Regions from separate parts of the Mus musculus genome. Here all the other regions are linked to region 2. A link is a loop called in an ENCODE intact Hi-C map of the cell type or tissue named here. Cell type or tissue: left cerebral cortex. All regions are shown on one strand. Region 1 has its middle 87 kb from the start of Gm24235. Region 2 has its middle 110 kb from the start of Gm10440. Region 3 has its middle 110 kb from the start of Gm25513.

Evidence for each region. A loop is a pair of places that touch in the nucleus more often than their neighbours do. Peaks named below come from ENCODE experiments on the same cell type or tissue, not always from the same donor. Only the 100,000 strongest peaks of a DNase experiment are listed, where the experiment ranks them.
Region 1: it touches region 2 in a loop (5-fold over the local background); 2 of 42 quality-filtered maps call a loop at or near these places.
Region 3: it touches region 2 in a loop (4-fold over the local background); 2 of 42 quality-filtered maps call a loop at or near these places.

What each region holds. Positions count from the first base shown.
Region 1 is chr5:54,736,204-54,744,203 of GRCm38, reverse strand. No RefSeq gene overlaps it. Among named protein-coding and RNA genes, the nearest start is that of Gm24235, 87 kb to the left of the region's middle. In left cerebral cortex, no CTCF peak of the experiment used is centred here; DNase peaks (open chromatin) are centred at 2,571 and 3,847.
Region 2 is chr5:54,231,136-54,239,135 of GRCm38, reverse strand. No RefSeq gene overlaps it. Among named protein-coding and RNA genes, the nearest start is that of Gm10440, 110 kb to the left of the region's middle. In left cerebral cortex, no CTCF peak of the experiment used is centred here; DNase peaks (open chromatin) are centred at 1,696, 3,719, 4,336, 4,792 and 1 more place; H3K27ac peaks cover 5,652 bases.
Region 3 is chr5:55,408,755-55,416,754 of GRCm38, reverse strand. No RefSeq gene overlaps it. Among named protein-coding and RNA genes, the nearest start is that of Gm25513, 110 kb to the right of the region's middle. In left cerebral cortex, no CTCF peak of the experiment used is centred here; DNase peaks (open chromatin) are centred at 376 and 3,509; H3K27ac peaks cover 494 bases.

The DNA.
Region 1 (8,000 bases), 510 kb before region 2:
GTCCAGTTATCAATCTCTTTAATTTCAGTAGATTCAATTCACATGAAATAGTTAAAACAGAGCAAGTAATTTATATTCAAATAATAATAAACCATCTCTACTATTTATCTGATTTTGGAAAATGATTTGGTGTTTGCAGATTGTCAATTTTCTCCATGTTGGATTAGGCAATGAAGAAATATTATACCAAGTTGCTGAGTATAATTTCCACATGAAGAACCAATTAAGCCTTTAAATCTGCTGTTTTCTTCCAAATATTCCAAATCCTTCCCTAATTGGGTTTATTTTGTGACTAGAAGAATAAAGTATATAATTATTGGAAACTCTGAGACTCTTCTAATGTCATTTTTCTATAATGCATGAGTGATAGCGATATGGATCTTTGCAGAGCAAGCCTAGAGTGTTTGCACAGACAAAAGACTGGAGTTGCTAAGCCACTGCATGGTGATTGTCTTGGAATGTTATACTTAGCTCAGGAGTTCATTTCTGTATTATCTCATGCTCTGAAAATTTTTTGATCTAAACAGAGGTGGAGAAGTTTTAATGATCCTGAAACAAACATGGATCAAGATGCAATTTGCACAATATTGAACTCATGTGAAATATCGGTTGTGTAGTTTAGCAATGAAATCAGGCATCTCTAAATAATTTGAAAGTATGAAATCTTAAAAGCAGCTCAAACACAGCTAAAAATAAACAATGAAACTAGAACTAAAACTAAATAATAGACAATTATGAAAAAATGGGCACAGCTCTATCCTCTTAAACACCCCTGACACTGCAAAAGCTACTCTGCGAGGAGAGAGCATTCAGGTCAGCTCCAACTTGACTCTTCTGTGATTTATAAATGGATTTTGTGGCTATATCCAGCAGTAGGGTCTTAGCGTTCATGTGGTAGGCATACGAGAGCAATCAAAACTCATAGGTTTGTGTTCCAAATCAGTCAAAATGATTTTTGTCTAATAACCTATAGTTTTCTGGAGACGGATTATCCCCTGAACCACAGTACCTCCATTCCAATACTGTTTTCTCTGGGTACTTCCGCTTTTAGTTAGCTAATAAGTACTGGGTTGCCCTATGATATCTTTATACATCCTCAGTTTATCTATCTCCTTCTCTCCCCAATCTTCAACTTTTCTACAGTCAGTGTGTATGCTCTACTTTCTTAGCACAGTTGTTCTGCCACCTGCCTTACAAGGTTACTGGTTTAATTTCTTTCATCAATGTTTTCCATTTTTCAGTTTATAAGCTGTGCATTTCATTTCATTGACTAAATTTATCCCTCTTGAGAAATGCATAGTTATCATTATTGCTTTTCAGATAGGTTATTTGTGGCCATAAACACAATTAATTTTCCACCAATTTCAGGTAAATTAAATTTGACAAGTGTCGCTCTGGTACATAATGAATACTGACCACTCACACCTACCTTCTTTCAATCTCTATTATGCCTGTCTATCCAACCTTCTATCTAAAAAGCACTTTCTCAAGTTGATGTCTTCTCTTTGCTTTTTGCTTCTGTCTGTGTGAGCTATCTCTCGGAGACTAGTGCTTTTAGCAGTGGATAAGTAACTGCAGACAACGCCTCTGTCTGTCCCAGAATTCATCAATACTCAACTGTTCAGCAGTAATGACTAGCGGTCTATGAGCTATTTCCTCCTCCGTAACAAATTGGTGACAAGGCCAGCCTTGTATAGGTCCAGTGTACATAAAAGCAGTTGTTATGAGTTTCAGATTTTAATAGTTGTATTAATTCTGGAGGTATTTTTAGCTCTTCACTCTATCTTTTAGCTCCTAGACACTTCCTGATTTCTTCTGCTATGTGTCCTGAGCTACAAATGCCTTGTTCAGAAATGGGCCTTTGACCATCAGTCATTCTAGTCTATCAGTAGCCATGAGTCTCTGGATTCACTGATATTCACTCTAAAGAGAGGCTTTTTTTTCCCATTTTTTATTAGGTATTTAGCTCATTTACATTTCCAATGCTATACCAAAAGTCCCCCATACCCACCCACCCCCACTCCCCTACCCACCCACTCCCCCGTTTTGGCCCTGGCATTCCCCTGTACTGGGGCATATAAAGTTTGCAAGTCCAATGGGCCTCTCTTTCCAGTGATGGCCGACTAGGCCATCTTTTGATACATATGCAGCTAGAGTCAAGAGCTCCGGGGTACTGGTTAGTTCATAATGTTGTTCCACCCATAGGGTTGCAGATCCCTTTAGCTCCTTGGCTACTTTCTCTAGCTCCTCCATTGGGAGCCCTGTGATCCATCCATTAGCTGACTGTGAGCATCCACTTCTGTGTATGCTAGGAAAGAGAGGCTTTTATGTTTGAGTCTAACAGTACCTCTTGTCTATAAAATGGACAAAACATATGGACTCTATATGTTTAAGCACAGCTATTTAGAGACAGTTTGATGATGTGTTGTTTTAGTTAGATAATTGTAGTAAGCATCTTCCTACCAATCCCCAGATATGGATTGTTAATTAGGTTTCAGTACCAGGCATAGGTTTCCACTTCTGGATCAGGCTTCAGATCTACTTGGAAGGTGGTTGGTTACTCCCACAACTCTTGTCTCACTTTTCCAAGGATGATCCAAGTTGTGATGTGGGTGGTTTTATTTCCTCACAACCTACACAGCAATATTTTTAAGTGGGCTGAGTTATATTTTTAAATTTTATATCACTTTTACACATACATTTTAAACTAAAATATAATTACATAATTCCCTTCTCTTTCTTTTTTTCAGACACTCCCTCATTTATCCCTCCAAATCGTCCCTTGACCCCAGCTCCATTCTCAAATTTATAACCTGTTTTTCTTTGAGTATTATGGTTATCTATATGTAATGCCCAGATATGTCAATACAGCTTACTAAGTCTGTTTCTGATGTTTGTGTATCCTATACCTTTGTATTCAATAACCACTCAGGTAATTCATGTATAGGAGTGACTAATTTTTCCACTTTCCAAAGTCATTAGTTACATGTTGTATGTCTAGGGGTGGGAACCACTGAGCACCTTTCTTCTTCTATTAACATGATTATTAATATTGTCATTGTTTAGGTTTCTCTACACATCACTTTCTACGAGAGGCAGTCTCATAGAAGACTTCCTGGTATTCTGAGGCATGGCACAACCTTTCTGACCTCCCTCTGACGTTCTCTGATCCATAGATGAAAGAAATGTGATCTAGATACATCCAGAGCAACTATGACAATTTTTTGATTATTGCATGGTTAAGGTTATAATTGTGGGAAATATAAACTAGCACTGACCAATGTAAAATGACAACTAAAATAGGTCATAGTGTGTTGAAATTACGTGTGACAACTAAATCAACAAAACAGTTGATTAACTGACAGAAATTAATGGAAGACTGAAGTGTCGTCTGTAGCCGCACAGTCAGGGTTGGCCAGTTTGTCATCACTCTAGACGTGTCTGGGAAAGGTGACCAGGAAGGAAACTGGTTAGACTGCCTTCTGAGAGGAAGTAATTAGTGACACAGATGCTAATAATGCCTTCTTGATCACATAGATCAAGTAACCTATATAATCAAATTAAGTCAGGTATATGGTAAGTAGTTTAGGGAATGGAAACACAGTTAAGTAGTATAATACTATTATTTTCCTCCAGACACTCTCTTTCAATTAAGGAACCACAGTTCACTTTATAATTCAAATCTCTGAAGACTAAGCAAATAAAAGGAATCCCTTCTTTTGCACAGCGTTCTGTTCCAAACTTGAAGCTGCCATCTCAAGTGAAGGATTCTTGCAGAGCCTTATTTAAGAACAAGATGAAGAGGATACTTAACAGCATGTCACATTCAAGTCTGATGGATATTTCTGTAATTGCTTCCCTGGCCCCAATATTTTCACATAGCATTTGATGGAATTTTTAAGAGGGCCAGATGATGGAGATGAAGGTTCCTGTTGCAAATGAGCTTGTTCTGGGAAGGTAAGTGACTCATCTAAGACCACGGAACTGATGAGTAGAACAGATTAAGACTCATTTTTCATGTCAAACCAAGCACGATTTAAAAGCACTTCTTTTGAAATAACTTCCACTCAGGTTAAAAACACTTTTTAAAATTAACTAAAGCATAATGTTGCTATTTAATTGTGTGACACAATTTTTTTTTTTTAATTCCAAGCATCGATGAATAATTTGCTGACTAACATTCATCATTTTAGCAGAATGATAAGGTTTACACAGTTTAAACACTTTATATAAATCTATAAAATTATTCAAAAAGTAGAATATTTTTACATTCCAAGATCCGTTTTATCTTGTAATAGTCAATCTTTCCAAATTTCTTTGGTTTTAATTGCTTGTTATCTGATCCATTTTCTTTGTCTTTTTCAGAATAATATATAATTTAAATAAAACAAACTCTGAATTCAGATCCTATAATGTTAAGTTGTTCTGTCTTTATAAAAATATTATATGAGTATTATACATCATATATGAAAATATTAAGTATTTTATACAATATAACACGTGTTATATTAAAAAATCACATGTCTTGACTCAACATGTTCATTCATAGATTAAAATCAAACTATCAACCACATTAATTAAACACATTAGAGAAATAGTAACTCTGAAATTTTTGATAATTATAATAATAATAATGAATAATGGTAAAAAAAAAAGTCTTACATGCCTCAAAATACCACCAAGCAAAATGGAACTGCAAGCAAACATTTTAAATCTGAATAAGATTTTTACAGAACAACAATAACAACAGCCAAACCCAATTCTGAATTTTACAAAATATGCCCAACCTTTTTACATTTTACTGGACTACCTATGAAGTACAACAAGTCAGTGGGTGGGGGAATAAATTAAAGTTTCTTGAACACTGAAATAAGTAAGATTTTCATTAATTATAAATAACAAGATTAGCTATGTAGAACATAGCTCCTCCAACAAAACCTAACTGCTACTCAGTGCATATCCAACCATGAGTGCTGTGAGATCAGTGTAAAAAACCTGTGTCTGCACAGCGGTAACAGTGACTAATTATTTTCTTATGGTAGTGTTTATACTAACACCAAACCTTGGTAAGACCTAGTACACCTCTGAAACCAAAAGATAGAAATATAGAAATGAGACATTTGGATTAGTCCTAAACATGTCAAGTAATGCAACATTGTAATGAAATCTAGACTAAGTACTGTAAGGACCTCGGTATTCAACGCAAACACTCTCAGGAGGATACCAAAAACTGTTTTGGCTTCTATTTTAGAATAGTTACAGGTGATGACAGCAGCCTGCCATTGCATGTCACATGAATGGCCTCATTTTGAAATGTTTTATAAAATATGTAAGGAAGCATTACTTATGCCTAGATCCATATGACCATTTCCACAAGTGAGTAAGATGACCCATGCTCTTCACATTAACAAAGAGACTTTTAAAAAGGTATAACTCGGTGTCTTAAACTACTTACCTGTTATATCCCAAAACTTCAGATGACTACATATAAAAAGGAAGACATGTCATGCCTCCATTGACATATTCATGTAATCTTCCATCAGTGTTTCTGGAAATAAAAATTAGGAAACAACTGATTTGCAGAAGGGTTTTTTCACACAGAGGGCTGGATCATTATTTTTCAACACTCACATTGATATTTTGAATTGTTCCTTTGCAACCTCTGAGATTTTTACATCCCAGAACAATCTACTACAATAAATCACAAGTAGATTAGAGCTTTCCCTTTGTTTTGTGAGATGTGAGAGGGGTCATTTTAAAAAGTGAAATGGGAAAAATATACATTACAATACATGCCACCCAGACAGATCTATTCTAGGCAAACATGTACCTCGAAATATTAGTATTTGGTTATGGAAGCTGTCACATCTTACTGTATTTATGAAATTCTGAGAGTAATTCTATAGGTAACATCTGGTCTTATGACCACTGTACTCAGATTAAGTAAATTTTTCTCACTTTTTCTTAGGTATGAAGAGTCAACTCACTAAAATAATAAGAATCTCACAGTAGGTATGGGACCCCTTCCCTTCAATGTTTAAACCACCTAAAACCTGAGCATAATTTTTTCCTCAAGACAATGAGATAGGCATGTTTAGGCTTAAAGATCATTTTCAGATATCTTGAAAGCTGTCCAGATCAAAACAAGTTCCATATTCAACAAAAATAAGGAACTTTCACAGCCTTCAGGGTTAACAGAGATGCACACACACACACACACACACACACACACACACACATTCATAATACCAATCAGATACATTGAAGATCATATATCCTAGTAGTTAGAGGCTACAACATATCATCACCACAAGTGGAAACACTGATAGATGTGTTAAACATTTGGCACTTAGTTTCCAGACATAATATTACATATTAACCACTTAAAGTTTAAAACTACAAAAATATGAGTATTCTGTATCTATCACTTCTAATTCACTAGTCACAAAATTTCAGATGAAGGCAGGTATTTTTTAAAATTTTAATAATGTTTCAAACTTTATTATAGAGATTTGCGAATAAATAAAAACATCACACACAAAATTTAACTAGCCCCAGAGTGTACAACACAATGAGTGTTTTATTTCACGTGAAGCTTCCCAGCCTCCAACTCAAACGCTTATATTCTAACTAAACCGAACTTGACTGCCTTATAAAATTCTTCACTGTAGTCCTGCTTATATCCGTTTGAGAATTTTCTTAGCCCATGTTGCACTCCCTTACAATACCGAAATAATTATATTTAATACTTACCCCGAAATTTCTAAAGGGATGCTCTTTGCACCTGCCACAGGTGTGCTGACCTTATTTCATCACTGAGCTCAGGTGCTGAACTCTCGCTGCGCATGTCAACTAGTTTCTCCTATGAGGATAACTCGTTTTGTAGATGTTAGCATAAATCCCTATCAATAATGATGCCTTTTGTTTTAGAACTCATGAAAGTATATTGGCATTTTGTTGGTGAGATGACTTTTAATCTCTCTTTTAGAGAACGCTTTCATTAAATGTAACTGTGCTAAGGGCTATGAGCGCAATGCATTCGGATTTGGCTTCGCACAAGAGTGCTGTTAATAACTGCCACTCTCTGTTAGCTGGCATCTCAGCTGCTGTGAACACAAAGCATGTCACTGCTCTTCAAGCACACTTACTTCCTTGCCATTGCTTTGATGAGTGCACATACGGTTGACCTTAAGTGTTAGGGAGACTATTTCCCACACAAAAAAATCATCACTACTTTCCATTCAAATTGGGGTCTGGAAGGCTATCTGAACAGTATACTTGATAGCTGTGTTTATTATTAAGTACTGTCAAGACAGATTTTATACGCACTAAACAAAATGATTAACATTCATTTGGAGCAGCAGGAGTGTGAGAATGCTTTACTGGCAGGAAAAAAAAAACTACCTCAAATATGATTTTATATTGTAAATCCAGTTGTAATTTAAGTCATCTAAATGCTGGATTAGCATTCATGACCATATCTATTAAGAGTATAGTGACACACTGAGAGAGAAAATATTGTTTCTTCCCTTTTCTTTTTATCCTTTTCTTTCTTTCTTTCTTTCTTTCTTTCTTTCTTTCTTTCTTTCTTTCTTTCTTTCTATTTTGTGAGGCAGAGTCTTGCTATGTAGCCACGGCTAACATGGAACTTACTTTGTAGACCAGGCTAGTCTCAAACTAGGAACCTGTATAAACATGAACAGAGTTAAGTATTTCTATGGAAATTCATTTTAAGTATCTTTCAAATAAATCAAACAATGCATCTAGACAGCATTCCATCTACGTCATAGGGTCTTTAAGGGCTTTAATGAGATTATACATGTAATAAATTTAACAAGATTCTGAGAGTGTGGCAAATATTCAATAAATATTAACTATTATCCAATGTCAAATATCCTCTGCACTTGAATCCTATCAGAAACAAGCATCCTTCATGTTCATTCACTTAACGATTCATTTTTCAGTGCTTGCAGCGTGTCTCCACTATTTGGTACTTTGAC
Region 2 (8,000 bases):
CACTCTGACTACTAAGGGAAAACGTTAGCAACCAAGTGGTCCTTGGGAATTAGAGCACATTTAAGTTCTGTAGACTCAGGAGTGTTAAGCTCTCTCTCCATAGGCATCTTGCCCATTAGCCAGCCTGTGCCTTGATCCAATACCCTTGAGGGCTCTGAGCAGCAGCTTTACAAGGGTAATTGAAAGGGTAGTTCTGGCTGTCTATTTATCATCTCTTGATCACCTAACACCATGCTACCTATTAAGATGAGCTAGGAGAAACTGAGCTAAAGGTTACCTCAGCTGGAAGCTATTCAGCAAGCTATCCAACAGGAGACAAACAAAGCAAGATGTTCCTTAAATCCTCCCATTTTGGACCAATCTTTATGTGCTAATTAATCGTGATTACTCTATATAGTAAGCATATTTGAGGAGATTAATCTGCACTAGCCTTGGGTAGCATCCTAATTAACAATCTGCTGACGCAGCAGCCTCCTTGTAAGTGTAAATACAGTGTTGCATCCATTTGCAAAGCCACGGTGTGACTATACATTAGGCAACACACTAGTGGATACTGCACCGCTCTGTTAAAAATGTCCTGTTCACTGACCTTTCTGACTCCCCTCTGAGCTAGATGGACTCCTATTACCAAGTACTGGTGGAGTGTTACTCGGGTTTTCTTAGGGTATCTTTATCAAGTGAGTAAGATGATAGATAGATGATGATGATGATAGAAAGAACAGATATATAGATGAGGACTATTCAGGTGATGATATATGAAAGATCGATGATAGATATAATTAGATAGATAAATGAGAGATAGATACATAGATATATAGATGATAGTTACATACATAGATAGATACATAGATTCATAGATAAATAATATAGAAATAGATAATAGATGGATACATAGATACATAGATGATAGATAGATAGATAGATAGATAGATAATAAATAGATCATGATCAGAAAAATATCATGAAAAGGGGAAACTTCAAGATGAATTTCTCACAACTTTTCATCAGCCTTTGAGTTGTTAGCTCAAGCAGATCGAAGCAAAATATAATAGATAACATATACTCTTGTCCTTATTCAGTTTATTAGTAAGTACATAAAAAAATAGAGTCACTGAAAAGAATGCATGTCTGTCCACTCGTATCTACCTAAGCTATACCCAACTTTGGCCTTGCCACTCCTACTCTGTGCACTAACAGTTTCTAGTTTAACATAAACCTCCCACACCATGGGGAAAGTAGAGGAAAAGCAGAAAATAAAAGATTGTCTTTCTTATATCCCTACCTTAAGCTTAGCTTGATTTTTTTCATAACTGCTCACCTTAAGCCTTATGAAAGAAAAGGGAAGTTTTGCAAAGACTGAGTTGAATGGAGGAGAGGGTTGGCATTGGCAAGTGATTGTTGTTGCAGTTGCAGGCTAGGGAGCAGATAATAGAAGAATACTTTCACCTGAGATCCTCCAAAGGAAATTAACAGAATGAGTACAGAATAAAGGGAAAGAGGTCACAGAAGTTAGCACAGTGTGGAGGGAGGGAGGGGAAAGAGTAGTGTGAGCTGGGGAAAGAGAGAAGGGAAAGAGAAGAAAGAATCAGGGTGGGTGAAATGAAGGAGAGGAATGTGACTTGGGATACAGTTTCAGCCAACTAGACAGAGAGGGCTGATGCCTACGTAGTGCTTCAGATTAGTGATTTAGATGCTCAAAAAAATGTTGAACTTTTATATTTTAAAAAAGAAAGATTCTTCATATGTGTTAGATAGTCTATTTTGGGCATTTTCTGAGGAACGCCAACTCCAAGACAGAAATCAGAATGCAGGAAACATGAGTGTCCTCTCAGGATAACACAGAGGGAAAGAACACAAAGAAAATGTATTTAGCCCAGAATTATACATAGATTTATTTGCAGGGGAAATTATTAAGTTTCTAGTATGTGCCAGACACTAACTACTGAAAGTGAATGCTGTCATCATTTAAATCTCTTAAATCCATGCCCTCTTGGAGCTTTTTTGTTCCAGGGGGGAAAAAACAAAAACAAAAAACAGCCAACAAATATACATCTGTAACCTAAGGTTGGTTACCTCTAACATCACACAGAAAATAAAGCACGATTGGAAGACACACTGATCTACTTGGTGACATCAGATGAGATAGATCATCAAGAAAGACTACTGTGACCAGAGTAAAGCATGCAAATATACAAAGTAAAGCATGGAAGAAGGGAGGGGTGAGCCATACAAAAATCTAGACAGAAAGCATTCAAGGAACAGCCTACAACATACGTCCAAGAAATAACTCTCTGGAGCTCCATGATATGGAATTCCCATAATTCATTAACCTACATTTTAATCAATGAGTGTTCAGGATGCTTCCAAGTTCTTCCCATTGCTAAACTACTTTTTAAAAAACCATCTCTGCATGCATTACTGTTTACTCTGATTAGTGTGCAATTACCGGGGGAATCTACATGGGAACTCATAATCTCACCAGGCTGGGGTTCAATATTTCCAAAGCTGCTAACCTTAATTCTCCCATGAAAGAATTCAAATATCCTATTTTCCCATGTCCCCACTTTTTGTTATTAACTTACCATGATGAGTTTGGCCTGCCAGGTAAAGGCCTCATGAAATAGGTGGTTTATAAACAACACAAAATTAATATCTCATAGTTGTTAAATTTCAAGGTACTAGCATGGTTTGGCACTGGAGAGAGTCCTCTTCCTGGTGCAGACAGTTGAGTTGTCTTGGTGCCTTTCCACAGGGATGGAGAGTACTGATCTCGCCATCCCTCTATAAGACATTAACCCCATCCATGCCAACTCTCCACAACTCAACCACTTCTCAAAGCCTTCCTAGTACTTCCACACAGAGGAGTTAGTCTTCAACATATGGAGTTTGGAGAAACATAAACATTCAGTTCATAACATAACGTTTTAAATTTCTTTCAATCTGCTGCCAATATGGACACTTGATTCTCTAATTTGCATGTCCATGGTTAGTAGGGACAGTGAGCAGCTTTCTCTGTTCTGGTGTTTGCTCCGAGTTGTTCATTCATGTCTTTTGCAGCATTGTGTGTGGGCTACATATATTTTATTTGACAACATTAAAAAGCTTTTTGCAAGTGAATAGTATCATCAAGCCAGTCTATTGTTTGATTTTTGTATTCTATATTTCATACATTATTTTCTACATGAATATAAGTTTATAATTGTATAAATTCATAAATTGAGAGATAAAAATCTATAATCTCACCTTCATGGTATCTCACAAGATAAAATTTAGTGAAGGTAAATATAAACATATCATACTTGAAAAATAAAGTTTGGAAAATCTCATTGATGAAGATGTTGAGATTAAGAAATTTAGGTTGTATAAAAAAGAATCTGAGATACTCAAACTAGAATTAAGCCAAGGTTAGTTATTAAAATATATTTTATGTTCATCAAAATAAAATAATAGCAGAATTCTGATTATCTTAGGGTCACAACAATGGATGGATGCTAAAGTATTAATCTCCATTTAGCATTATTGCTTGAAGCTTTTGAGTGTTTCTCCAAACTTCAGTGTGGTGATTGTCGATCCCATTTAGTTTTTTTCCCTCGGCCTCGTTTCCATTCAGATGCTCAATGCCTCCTTGATTGCATGACTCAGAAGCAGCTTCCTACTCCCTCCCAACCACACGCCTGTCAAATCCTCTCTCGCAGGCAGGCACTCCTCAACTCCTCCTCACAGATGTCACCTGAATACTGTTCAGCGTTTACTGCACTTTCTCATCCTTTGTCTCCCCAAGGATTCACTGCAAAAAACCTCCAGCCTTCCTCTGCCATCTGCTCTACCTCTGCTTTCTATTCCCAAGCCCCAATTTCCTTTCCTTCTAATTATCCCCAGCAGAAGTGACTCACAATCCTCACAATTCAGTTTCTCCACAAGTGAAATTCCAGCAGTTACCAAGCAGGTGCACTGAGGTAGATTTCACTCTATTTTAGAGTTAGGTTATTTTGAAATGGGAGAAAGATTTGCCACATCTGACTGTAGTTTGGAAAATCATAAGCAGGGTCACTAACATGGAAGATATTGGTCTGCTTTCATAACCATGTAAAATTAGCATAAAGATATGAAGTTATATAAGCTTGATAGGAGCTAAGGAAACAATTATGGTGACACAGAATGGAAAAAATTCATACATGTCTATATAAATATTCATCAAAAGCAGAAGAAAGGTTGCCTTGGCATTATCCTTATCATCCTTCATCTTTCTAAAACAATTAGACAGTGGAATCAGAGGCAAAGATGATTCACTTAGACCAAGCTGAGCCTCCTCTGGACTTGGAGGCTGGGGGAGGGCCAGTATCTCCTGAAACACATGTCTCTGGAGGAGGTGAGAGTTCTGAGAAAGTGAAGCTACACCATAGAGAGGGGAATGTGTGTTTCTCCCTCCCCATGTTTCCTAGCACTAAGTGGAGGTCCTGAGTTAACAGAGCTGTTGAACATCCATGGCCCCAAATTCGTGAAATTTAGGTTGACAGGAAAGAGTGATGTATCTGATAGATTAGGAAAATGAACTGGCCGGGCAATTCATACCACCACACTACAACCTCTTCCTAAATTTGAACCCTGCTTCAACTTTTCCTAAGCAGGAATTGTAAACCCCGAGGAAAATTAGCAATGAGTGGCCAGTGCTTCCAGGAGAGGCTGGGGAGGGATGAAGGAACGGAAGAAGCCAACAAGGGTGCTGTATTCAGTCACTTCTGGTCTCAAGGCAATTCCTAAAGGTCCTGAGGAATCACTTAAGCTACAGTCTAATGTGTCCACAGTATGTGTCTCTGTTCTGACACGAAGCAAAGATGCCCGTAGATTAAACTCTGCAGCACAAGCATGGAAGTTAGCATTCGGATAAACCCATGAAGGTATAGCTTGCTGATCGTGATTTCACATAATACTTAAGATCAAACAAAACTCAAGGAAGTGGGCTCCCGGGATACACTTCCTTTAGGCACTGAAAACTCCCTTGGCCTTAACTGAGCAGAATTAAAAATGAACAAGTTGACTCATGGACTTAACGCCAACGTACAAGGTAGATCTCCAGCAGCCTGATAATGTCAACAATGATGCTTGTAACTTTGACAACTAAAATCAAACACTACGGCCATTCTGATATTATAAGAAACCGTACTATATGGATATAGCTCTAATCTCATCATTCTAGATATCATGAATGGTGCCATTGACCTGATAGCATTGCAGGTCTAATAGTCTTATAAATATCAGAGTTATAACCAACCAGTCTGGTGCCATAATTAATAACATAAGCTTTATCCTATTACAGCTGATGTCATAACTCTGGTATATAGTAAGCCCTACACTAAATATAGATTACACTAAAAAGCATTTCAGTCCCTAGAAACATCAAGAAACAGGTTTACTGATGTGGAGTCTTTATAAACATCAGTGTTAACATTCTGTTACTTTGGCATTCAGGCAAAACTCCTACTTAATCCAGACATTTCTAAAGCAAATTTAAAATACTATAGGAAATAAAATTTTCGTCTTGTTTGGTTCTGGTTTGTTTGAAGGTATAAGAATTGTTGTACTTTCAATTCCCAACATTACATTCAACATGTTACATACATATTCTTTCATCCATGTGTGCATTTATTCGTCAGAAAATATTAATTTTGCACCTGACGCCTGCCAAGTACTATATCAGACTCCAGGGATGTTAGACAAACAACATAGAGTCATTTCTCTGAAAAGTGCAGATTTAGCAAGAGAGACAAAGCAGAGAGACAGATTCTTCAATGCAGAGTGTCAAGTGCTGTGATAAATGTCTGAACAAAGGGGCTGTGGGGATGAACTATTTCTCTGCTTGCTGGAGGCAAACGTACAAATAGCAGCATGTTCTGCAAGGAAAAGACGCTGCATGTCCTCACTCAACTGTGAGTGGCCTCCAAGTCATCAGTTCCTGTCCCAACTGCCCCTTCTGATAGCAAAGGAATCCCCAGAGCAATCTCGTCAGTACAGAGCGAGTAAAATCAAGGGTGGAGTTGGCATAGCAGTAAGGAGAAACCATCAGTCATATACGTAGTCTTTTCTCTAGCCCGCCTCTGAAAGACCATTAAAGGGACTGTGTATACACGTCCTTGAAGGAGTCTTTGTCATCTCCTCTCCTTTATCTTGTTTCAGAGCATCACTGTCATTTAGACTTTTTGTTCTTTCTCAGGAAGATGCCCTTGTGAAATTTACCCAAGATTGATTCTTGTCTTCTAGTTGTTTAATGTTTTCAAAACTGCAGTGAGTTTACATCTAAATGATAGTGCAGCTATTCCCTGAGATGAAAGAGGGTTTTTTTTTCTTCTGATTTATTTTCTCTAATCTACTGGAATTATTCTCTAAGGGGAAAAAAAGTTAAGTTATTTGTTATCAGTACCGGATGGATAGTGAAATTTAAGAAGTTCTCAGAGTAGAGACTTGTGTAGGACAGAATAAAAAAGTGACACATGGTATATTTCCAGGCAGATACTCTCCTTAGTTATGTCCACATGCCCACTGACAAGCAGGAGACAAGGTAGTGAGAGTGCTGGCTGTGGACCTCACCATTCCTGTCAGTCATGAGTGGGTCACTAACCTCAAGGAGTGACTGATCACATGAGCTTTTAATAAGATAATGTTCAGAGTAGGAAAGGATAGCAGTCTGTCCCCTTTGTGTAACGACAAAAGAAAAAAAGAGATGATGAATAAGCTTTCACATTTTCCAGAATGTTCCCACTAACCCATCCCCTAAACCAAGTGAGTGTTGACCACACTCCTAGTCATGCCCCCCACTCCTTCCTTTATTCTAACATTTTAACGTCTCCGCCTATTTATTTCTCTCTCCTTGCTAAATCTTCTGCCTTATTCAAATGGGGTTGATGTGTAACAATGAAAAAGAAGCAGAAGTGAAAAGCAAGACACAAGAGAAACGAAGGAAGAATCAGCAGAAACTGGGTGGAGCGTGAGCTCGCCAAGCTGCTGCTGGGGTATGTGGGGGACCCGTGGCTCTCTCACTATCCGGGCTTTTGGTATCAATAATCTAACTGTATGTGCGGGCAAGGGAGCTTGTGGATACCCACACAGTTTACGTTAGCGATTCTTACCCGTGAGACCTGTTGAAAAGACTGACGCTCTGGTTAGGTTATACAGATTTGCAAATGAGTATTTGTGCCCAGTATTTTAAAAAAAAAATTGAGGTAGGCTAAAATCTGGTAAAAGATTACCAGAATCTGTCTGCTTCTACATTCTCATGTCACCATCAAGGAATTGCTGAACCCATAGTCAAATCATGTGAAAACCAGAGAACATTTCTTTTACACAACTGATTTTTGGATTTGGTTTTTAAACATTTAGAACAAAAAAGAAAGAAAGAAAGAAAGAAAGAAAGAAAGAAAGAAAGAAAGAAAGAAAGAAAGAAAGACATCCAAATTAGTGAGCTTTCATAAAAGTGAGATGTACTTCCTCAGAGACAAGACACTACAGCTGCCTTCTGCCCTGGTGGGGCAACAGAGAGGTGGAGGAATGGCAATAAGTGAATAGAAAGGGAAAACAGAAGAACTAGCTATAAAGTTGTAATGCTTGTTGCTGTAATCTGAGAATCTCCCAGAATTCTTTATGGAAACACAGCATTATCATTGCAGTTTCAAGGGCTTCTCTCTCTCTCTCTCTCTCTCTCTCTCTCTCTCTCTCTCTCTCTCTCCCTCTCTCTCTCTCTCTCCCTCCCTCCCTCCCTCCCTCACTCCCTCCCTCTCCTGATAGATTAATGTGTCCTTGAATTAATGGATTAACTGGTTATCTTGAGGTTGGCTCTTTTATAAAATGAGTTCTCTGGCATATTTTCTCTGTTTTACCATGAAATGACCAAATCCATGGCTTGATACAAGAAGGCATTCTACCCACACCAGAGTCATGCTCTTGAAATTCAAGGCCTCCAGAACTACAAGTTATATAATCTTCTATTCTTTATAAATTTTTGAGTC
Region 3 (8,000 bases), 1.2 Mb before region 2:
CTCTGTGAGTGTCACTCTAGCCAGAAATCCAAAGAGCGGGTACTTCTATTTAGTATATAATGATGCAAATTTTTGTATCTTAAAATAATTAGACTTTAGCTGGTAAATTATTTTCCTCTTCAGTAAACAATCAACTGCTTCAGAATTTTAAGAACAATGATAGCCGATTCCTTTTTTACCTTTTATTATCCAAGAGAGAGTTCCTTCACATGATGTCTCTGAGCAATGTATCACAAAATTACCTGCCAAAACGATGTGCTCTCTTTGGTTGACTTGCAGTTTGAGCAAGCAACTTTTCGTTTCCGTGCCAACCATCTTCAGCTTTTATTTTCAAATCATATTCTCCATCCTACATTTCACTCTCATTTCGAGGAAGTTGATCTGCAATGTTACATAATATATCTTTCTCACCATCTGGCCACGAGAGAAATGAAAAGGATGTGAGAAGGAGGTGGCTTCTTTATTTCTAACATGCCCTTGAGAGTTTTCTCATTGCTTAGTGGAGGACAATCCTTGCTGAAGTGCTTGCTTGATCCTTACTGCCACTGAGAGTTAGCAATGGGATGATGCTCAGGACAAAAAATATCTGGAGTATTCTAAACTTACAGTTATGTTTCAGTTTTCCTAGGAAAGATTACATTTATTTAAACATTTCACATTTATGAGAATTAACATTCAGTTCATTTTAATCTTTTTGTTTTGTTTTCAGAGAATTGTAATATAAACAAATCAAAATAAATTAACAGCCTTCCCAACTCACGTTCTCCATAGATAAAATTTTCAGACTAAGTAAAATTAAGGAAAGGCAGATACTTTCGAATTCTCACATATAATGATGTTTTGACTCATAGTAACTTTTCCAAGTATTATCCAAATTTTATTTGACAAGCCTTCTACAGATGGCCTGATTTTTGTGATTGTACAAAATCTTCCTTTTCAAGTGTGTTCCTTATATTTAAAGTTTTGTAAAACAGAAATTAGGTAGGTAAAGCAGGAATGTTCAAAGTAATAGCCTGAAGGATTCCCCAAATTGTGTTCATTCTTGTTTGCAAAATTAATCTTAAAAATCTACATTGACTGTGCTAAATTGACCACGATACCTACTTCTAGACAGGACGTAGACTGATATAGATTTAATGCTAAAATGTCTAGTTATTTATAATTTCTAATGCTAGGTATCCTTGGCGATTTCTCTCTATATTATCACTGTTCAGAATTGCCTTTCAGTACACACCAGCATCCTTTTACCTCGCTTAATATGTCCTGAATATTGTTTTCCCTTCTCTACTCTTTCCAGGTCCTTCTACCTCCTCTCAGATCCAGATCCTCCCCATTCCTGTCTCTCAATAGAAACAAGAACAACAAACAGATGGCTTCGATGGAATGATAATAAATAAAATAAAACAAAATGCATATACTGAGATAGAACAAAACAAACAAACAAATAAACAGAGAGAAATAGCCCAATAAAGGCAGAAGAAACAGATATAGATTTGATATCCACTAGCTCATATAATGAGGAATCCAGTAAAACCACTACCCTGTAATCCATGATATGTATACAAAGTTTCTGTAGATTAAGGAAAGTGCACACACACATACACACACAATAAAAATAAGACTGATTTTTTAAAAAACTCTGATATAGGATTATGTGACAAGAAACCTCTCCAATCAATGGTGCCATTGAGCTATTTTGAGCTGACTATTTATTTATCCTACCCTTAAGTGTACCCTGTTTCTTCAGTGAGACACCTTACAAAAATTAAATTTTCATTAGAGAATGATTATCCTTTAAGATTATCACTGGGTTAGGGACGGTTATACATCCAGGCAACTCACCTTTAGGACTGCATCTGGTACAGACCTGTGTAGGCCCTGTGCATCCTGCCTCAGTCTTTGTGAGTTCCTATGTGTGTGAATCCTGTTGATTTAACAATATGAACTAACCAGTACCCCCAGAGCTTGTTTCTCTAGCTGCATATGTAGCAGAAGATGGCCTACTTGCTCATCATTGGAAAAAGAGGCCCCCTGGTCTTGCAAACTTTATATGTCCCAGTACAGGGGAACACCAGGGCCAAGAAGTGGGAGTGGATGGGTAGGGGAGCAGGGTGGGGTGAGGGTATAGAGGGACTTTTGGGATAGCATTTGAAATGTAAATGAAAATACCTAATAAAAAATGAAAAAAGAAAAAAATCTACTTGTCCTTGGTGAGCTATGTTGCCTTTGGATCTGCACTATTGTTGTCTCCTCTTACTTGGGTTGCCTGTACCCCATGGGTGATTTCATAAAGGCATATGATTAAGGGCTGAATGTTTCAACATCTCTCATTCCATGCGTTGTGCCTTGCTGCGGCTCTATTTGTTTCTTGCCATCTGATGGAAGACGACACCTCTCTGATGATGGCTGAGCAAGACACCAATGTATAAGCATAGCAGAATGTCATTAGTAGTCTTTCTATTGTTTTCTTTTCAACGTTTCTATTTTATAAATGTTAGTCCTAAATTTGATTATTTTTGACATTTACTCCTTTTAGATATGATTTTTCTTTTCCTCCTAGAGATTTCAGGTGTAATGTTAAGTTACTAGTGTCAGATTTCCATTCCTTTTTCCTTTATTTTTATTTTTTTAATGCAGGCTACAAGTGCTATGAACTCACTTTTACAAACCACCTTCATTGTGTCTCATTAATTTAATATGTTGTATATTACTTTTCATTCAATTCCTCAAACTGTTAATTTCTTTTTTTATTTTTTATTTTTTTAAATTCAGTAGTAAATTGGTACATTTCTGTGAGTCTGTTAGCTTGATACTCTCTAAACATTCATGGTTACCATAGTGGCCAGATAGGATGTCATTTCAATTAACCAATATCTATTGAGATACACTTTCTGTCCAAGAATGTGGCCAGTTGTGCTTTAAATTTCCATCAGGTGCTGAGGTTATATTATTTTGTGTTTGCGTGAAATGTTCTGCAAATATATGTTGGGTCCATTTAGTTTATAATGTCTATCAGTTAGTGCAAGCATTTCTCTGTTTATTTTTGTTTCTGAATGACCTGTTTAAGGCAAGAGTGTAGTATTGAAGTCTCACACTATCAACATGTATGGGTTAACACATTCTTTAAAAGGAATAGAAACAGGTATATTTACCTAACTTGGTGAAAACAGAATTCATTATGCTCCCATCAATACTATCCAGATGTCTGCATCTGGTGACCTTATCCTTCAAGTTTTATCTACCTCTGGCTAGTTTTTATTTTATTTTTTTTATTATGTAGTTTACTTGCTCTCTGATGTCTGTCAGAACTTTTTAATTGCCCTAGTTCAAACCCTGCAACTTTGCATTGGAAGAACGAGTAAACTTCTAGGCAGCAAGCTACAGAGTCTGACATTAATCACCCAGCCTCCCAGGCTTAACACTATGCCCTCTATGAGATCAGGTTCAAAATATCCCCAGACAGTAATGGGTTTTCTCACCTTACAAGAGCAGTTCTGGAATACCCAGTTTGAAATTTCTTTGCTGATATTTTTATCACACAACTACTGGGTGCAGTCCAACCTTCCGTTCCTCTTGCTTAAGCTTCGGCTTGTTCTCTTTGCTGTCACTTTGAACTATTAATTCTACTCTTGTCCTTTGTTGTAATAAATAGTGCATGTTTTCTCTTGCTTCTGATCCTTATCTACCAATATATTTTGCATAGCTAAGACTTTTTATTTAATTAGATTTTGAATTAATATGCTGCAATCCAATTGCTCTCATAAGATGGACAGATTTTACATGCACGCCCCCCGACCCATAATATAATTCTTACATGTTGTGAAACCCATGGTAGATCTCATCAGGACAAAATTATATTCACATAACCCTAGCACTTCTTCCTAACACTAATACAACATTACGAAGATCATCTGAGATATTTTATAGATGAATGACTTAATTTCATTTATGTTGTTGCAATGAAATAACCTGACCAAAAAACAACTTAGGAGAGATAAAATTTATTTAACATCACAAGTCCAGATAATTATATTAAATTATTTTGAGGCAAGTTTAGGCATTAAGAACTTAAATTTGCTTGTAATATACAAGAATAGTGAGCAGGGAACACACACATGTTGTCTTTTTGCTTCCTTATGTTCAGCTGAATTTTTCCACTCTTGTACAGTGTAGAACTTCATGCCCAGGGAATTGTGCTTCCAACTCTGGGGTAATCCTCACACCAATTTAATTTAATTAATTCAGTCCCACACAGATATTCCTGAAAAGTCAATCCCTGTGAAGAAGATTCTTTAGAGAGGCTCTCTTCTTGCTTGGTTGTTTGTTCAATGAGTGAAGATGAAAACACTGTAGAGTCCTAAGGAAAACAGTCATCTAGGGGATGCAAATGTTTACTGTAGGATTCTTGAGTGGCAGCAGGAATTTTGGGAATATATATTTATATACACACACACATATATGTATATATGTGTATGTATACATACACACACACACATATACATACACATATGTATATATGTGCATGCATACCTATACACACATACACACATTATATATATATAGTCTGAGATATTTAGTTATTGATAACCTTTAAAGATAAATTGAATTCATTTTGCATTGTGATATATACATGGGCCATAGACAGTGTTCTGTAGGTTATTTCTTCCAATTTGAAACATTTTTTCCATAACATAGTAGAGAGTCTTGAAAGTGTTAAGAAGCTCAGAAATACCACATAAATCAGTAGTATTGGAGAGACTTTATAATTCCTTAGAAGATATACAAACAACAATCTACTTTGGGGAAGAAGAAACTCTTCAGTAGCTGCCTGAACATTGTGGAGGGAACCCATGTGACACCAGCTTCATTAATCATCACTCATTCTGGAGTGACATTTCAGCGATGAATCTGCCTTTCAGCCATTCATCCTTCTATAAATAACGACTCACCAAGCTAATGTAGGGAACTCTAATAACCTCATTGACTCAATAAAGTAGTCTTGGATAGAATATTTTTGAGTTTATCTTTGGCATTCTGTCTGAGGAGGTCAGGAATATGTTCCTGTCTCCTGGTCCTAGAGATGTCCACTCATAAGCTTTTCAAGGAAAATGTAAGGCAACCTCTTCATAATTCCTGCTTCACTAAGGTCTGTCAGATATTCTGGGTCAGAAGGCTAAAGGTAGATGTCTCAGTGTTTTAGAGAAATTCTGGAGACTGTCCATCCAGCTAGCTCCTCTGTCATTTCTACAGTCTAGGTTGCTTGTCTGTACTTCCTGCACACTATAAATATTCATTATCAGGTATATGATGATATAGTCTCACAATTAAGCTTAAGATGTCTAGGATTTTAAAACATGTTCTTAGGTGTAAAAATGTTTTTAGATTATTAATAAAAGTTATGATAAAACTATGATATAAACTATCTTACCAAGATAGGATAATTAACAGAATACTTTATCCAAGTTGGCAAATACAGACGGACTGGCCTTTATGAATGTAAATCTTATCAAGTAGTTTTCATAATTGCTTCATAATTGTTCTAACTGTATGTTGTTTATGATAGTAAGAGAAAGAGCCATTTTATTGAGACAAAAGGGAAAATATTGGGGTTGCTCCTGTCCTGCTGTGTTTTCAAATGCTAAATATTTGCATTGCAAATCTAATTGCCCCCTGAAAGACAGATCCTCATGTATACCAAGTGATGCTATGTAAACCTTTTTTTCCCTCCTAATTTAAAGCTATTGGTTAAATAAAAGTGGCTGCAACCAATGACTGAAGACCATATATATAGACAGGGAATGAGTTACTAGACAGGGGATTGCAGGTAGGAACCATAAGACACACACATACAGGTGCATACACACACACACACACACACACACACACACAGAGAGAGAGAGAGAGAGAGAGAGAGAGAGAGAGAGAGAGAGAGAGAGAGAGAGAGAGAGAGAGAGAGAAATGGGGTCCTATGTAAGCAAGGGGCTAGGGCTACTGGGCAAGGCAGATGTGGAAAGTTTGACTGCACCACCGATCCCACGGAAGCTCTGGGCGGGCTTTGGACTATGAGAAGCCACTGGATGCTTCTCAGGGATGGGAAAAGGCACAGTCTGGGGTCTCCGCTGAACTGCCGAAAGAATCAGATTCCAACTCTCGGGTACCACAGACACTGCCGGGCACCACAAAAGAGCTGACTCTGGGCTCCCTGGGCTGCACGCAGGCCAGGGATGACAGGTTCTCACTCTTGGACACCACAGACTCTGCTGTACTTCTCAGAAAAGCTGAGAACAAAGTGGGGACCCTCAGGCAGACTTTGGCCCATGAGCAAAGGTAAAAGGTTAGGAGGAGAGCTCCAGCAGGTTACCACAGGGAGAAGCTTGGTGGCTGCTTGGTTTGGTGGTGGCCATGGCTAAAAACACAGAGAAACCTCCTGGCAGGAGCTTAGAAGCACAGCTTGTCAGAATCTTGGAATACCCAAGATAAAATTCGCAAAACACATTAAACTCAAAAAGAAGGAAGACCAAAGTGCGGATACTTCAATCCTTCTTAGAAGGGAGAACAAGATAAACATGGAAGGAGTTACAGAGACAAAGTGTGGAGCAGAGACTGAAGGAATAACTATCCAGAGACTGCCCCATCTAGATATCCATCCCATATATAACCACCAAACCCCGACACTATTGTGGATGCCAACAAGATCTTTCTGACAGGAGCCTGATATAGGAGTCTTCTGAGAGGCTCTGCCCGTGCCTGACAAATGCAGAAGTGGATGCTCACAGTCATCCTTTGGACTGAGCACAGGGTCCTCAATGAAGGAGGGAGGAGGGAAGAGGGAAAGTACCCAAGGAGCTGAAGGAGTTTGCAGTTCCATAGGAGGAACAACAATATGAACTAACGAGTAACCCCCGAGCTCTCTGGGACTAAACCACCAACCAAAGATAACACATGGTGGGGCTCATGGCTCTAGCAGCATATGTAGCAGAAGATGGCCTAGTCGGTCATCAATGGGAGGAGAGGACCTCGGTCCTGTGAAGGTTCTATGCCCCAGTATAGGAGAATACCATGGCCAGGAAGTGGGAGTGGGTGGGTTGGTGAACAAGGGGATAACATGTGAAATGTAAATGAAGAAAACATGAAGAAGAAGAAGAAGAAGAAGAAGAAGAAGAAGAAGAAGAAGAAGAAGAAGAAGAAGAAGAAGAAGAAGAAGAAGAAGAAGAAGAAGAAGAAGAAGAAGAAGAAGAAGAAGAAGAAGAAATTCAGCTCATTAGGGGAAGTCCTACTCCATTGTTCCAACATGGTAGGTCCTGATGAGAAGAGCTGGTCACTGGTTTTAAGGCAGTTATTGTAGAAAGGCAGAGAGAGGGTGAAGTGTAGAGAAGTAGAGGGTGGCTATGGCCACATGGAAAGAGGGAAGAAGGGAGGGTGAGAGTGAGAGAGTAAGAACAAGGAGGATAGAGAGGCAATAGAGTGAGGAAGGGGTAAGCAGCTCCTTTTATAGTGGACTGGGGTTATCTGGTTGTTGCCTGGTAACTGTGGGGGTGGAGCCTACATGACTGAAAGCCACAGAATTATGGAGGTGGGGCCTTGCATCAGGAGCCTAGTGTCTGGGAGCATGTGGCAAACTTCCTTCTGTCCCTTGCAGATTAATCTACTGGATCTCTGGGGTTTTAACCTAGCTCGACCAGAAAACAGGCTGCCTTTCATGGTCCGACAAGAGGAGGGTTGAGGGAAGGGAAGGAAGGAGGGAGGGAGAGAGAGAGAGAGAGAGAGAGAGAAGACAAGGAGGGAGAACAACAAAGAAGATGAAGGGAGGAGATGGCCACCACGAGGCTCTATGAATCATGAGCACATTGCCAGAGAAATGGACCCACAGATAGATAACCTAGGAAAGGCCCAAACATCAAGACCGTGAGAAGCACAGCTTGGAATTAAGAGTCTAGTATGTAGAAAAATAGATTAGGGCTAATTTGCCCACTAATTGTGCTAGAGATGATTTAAAATCA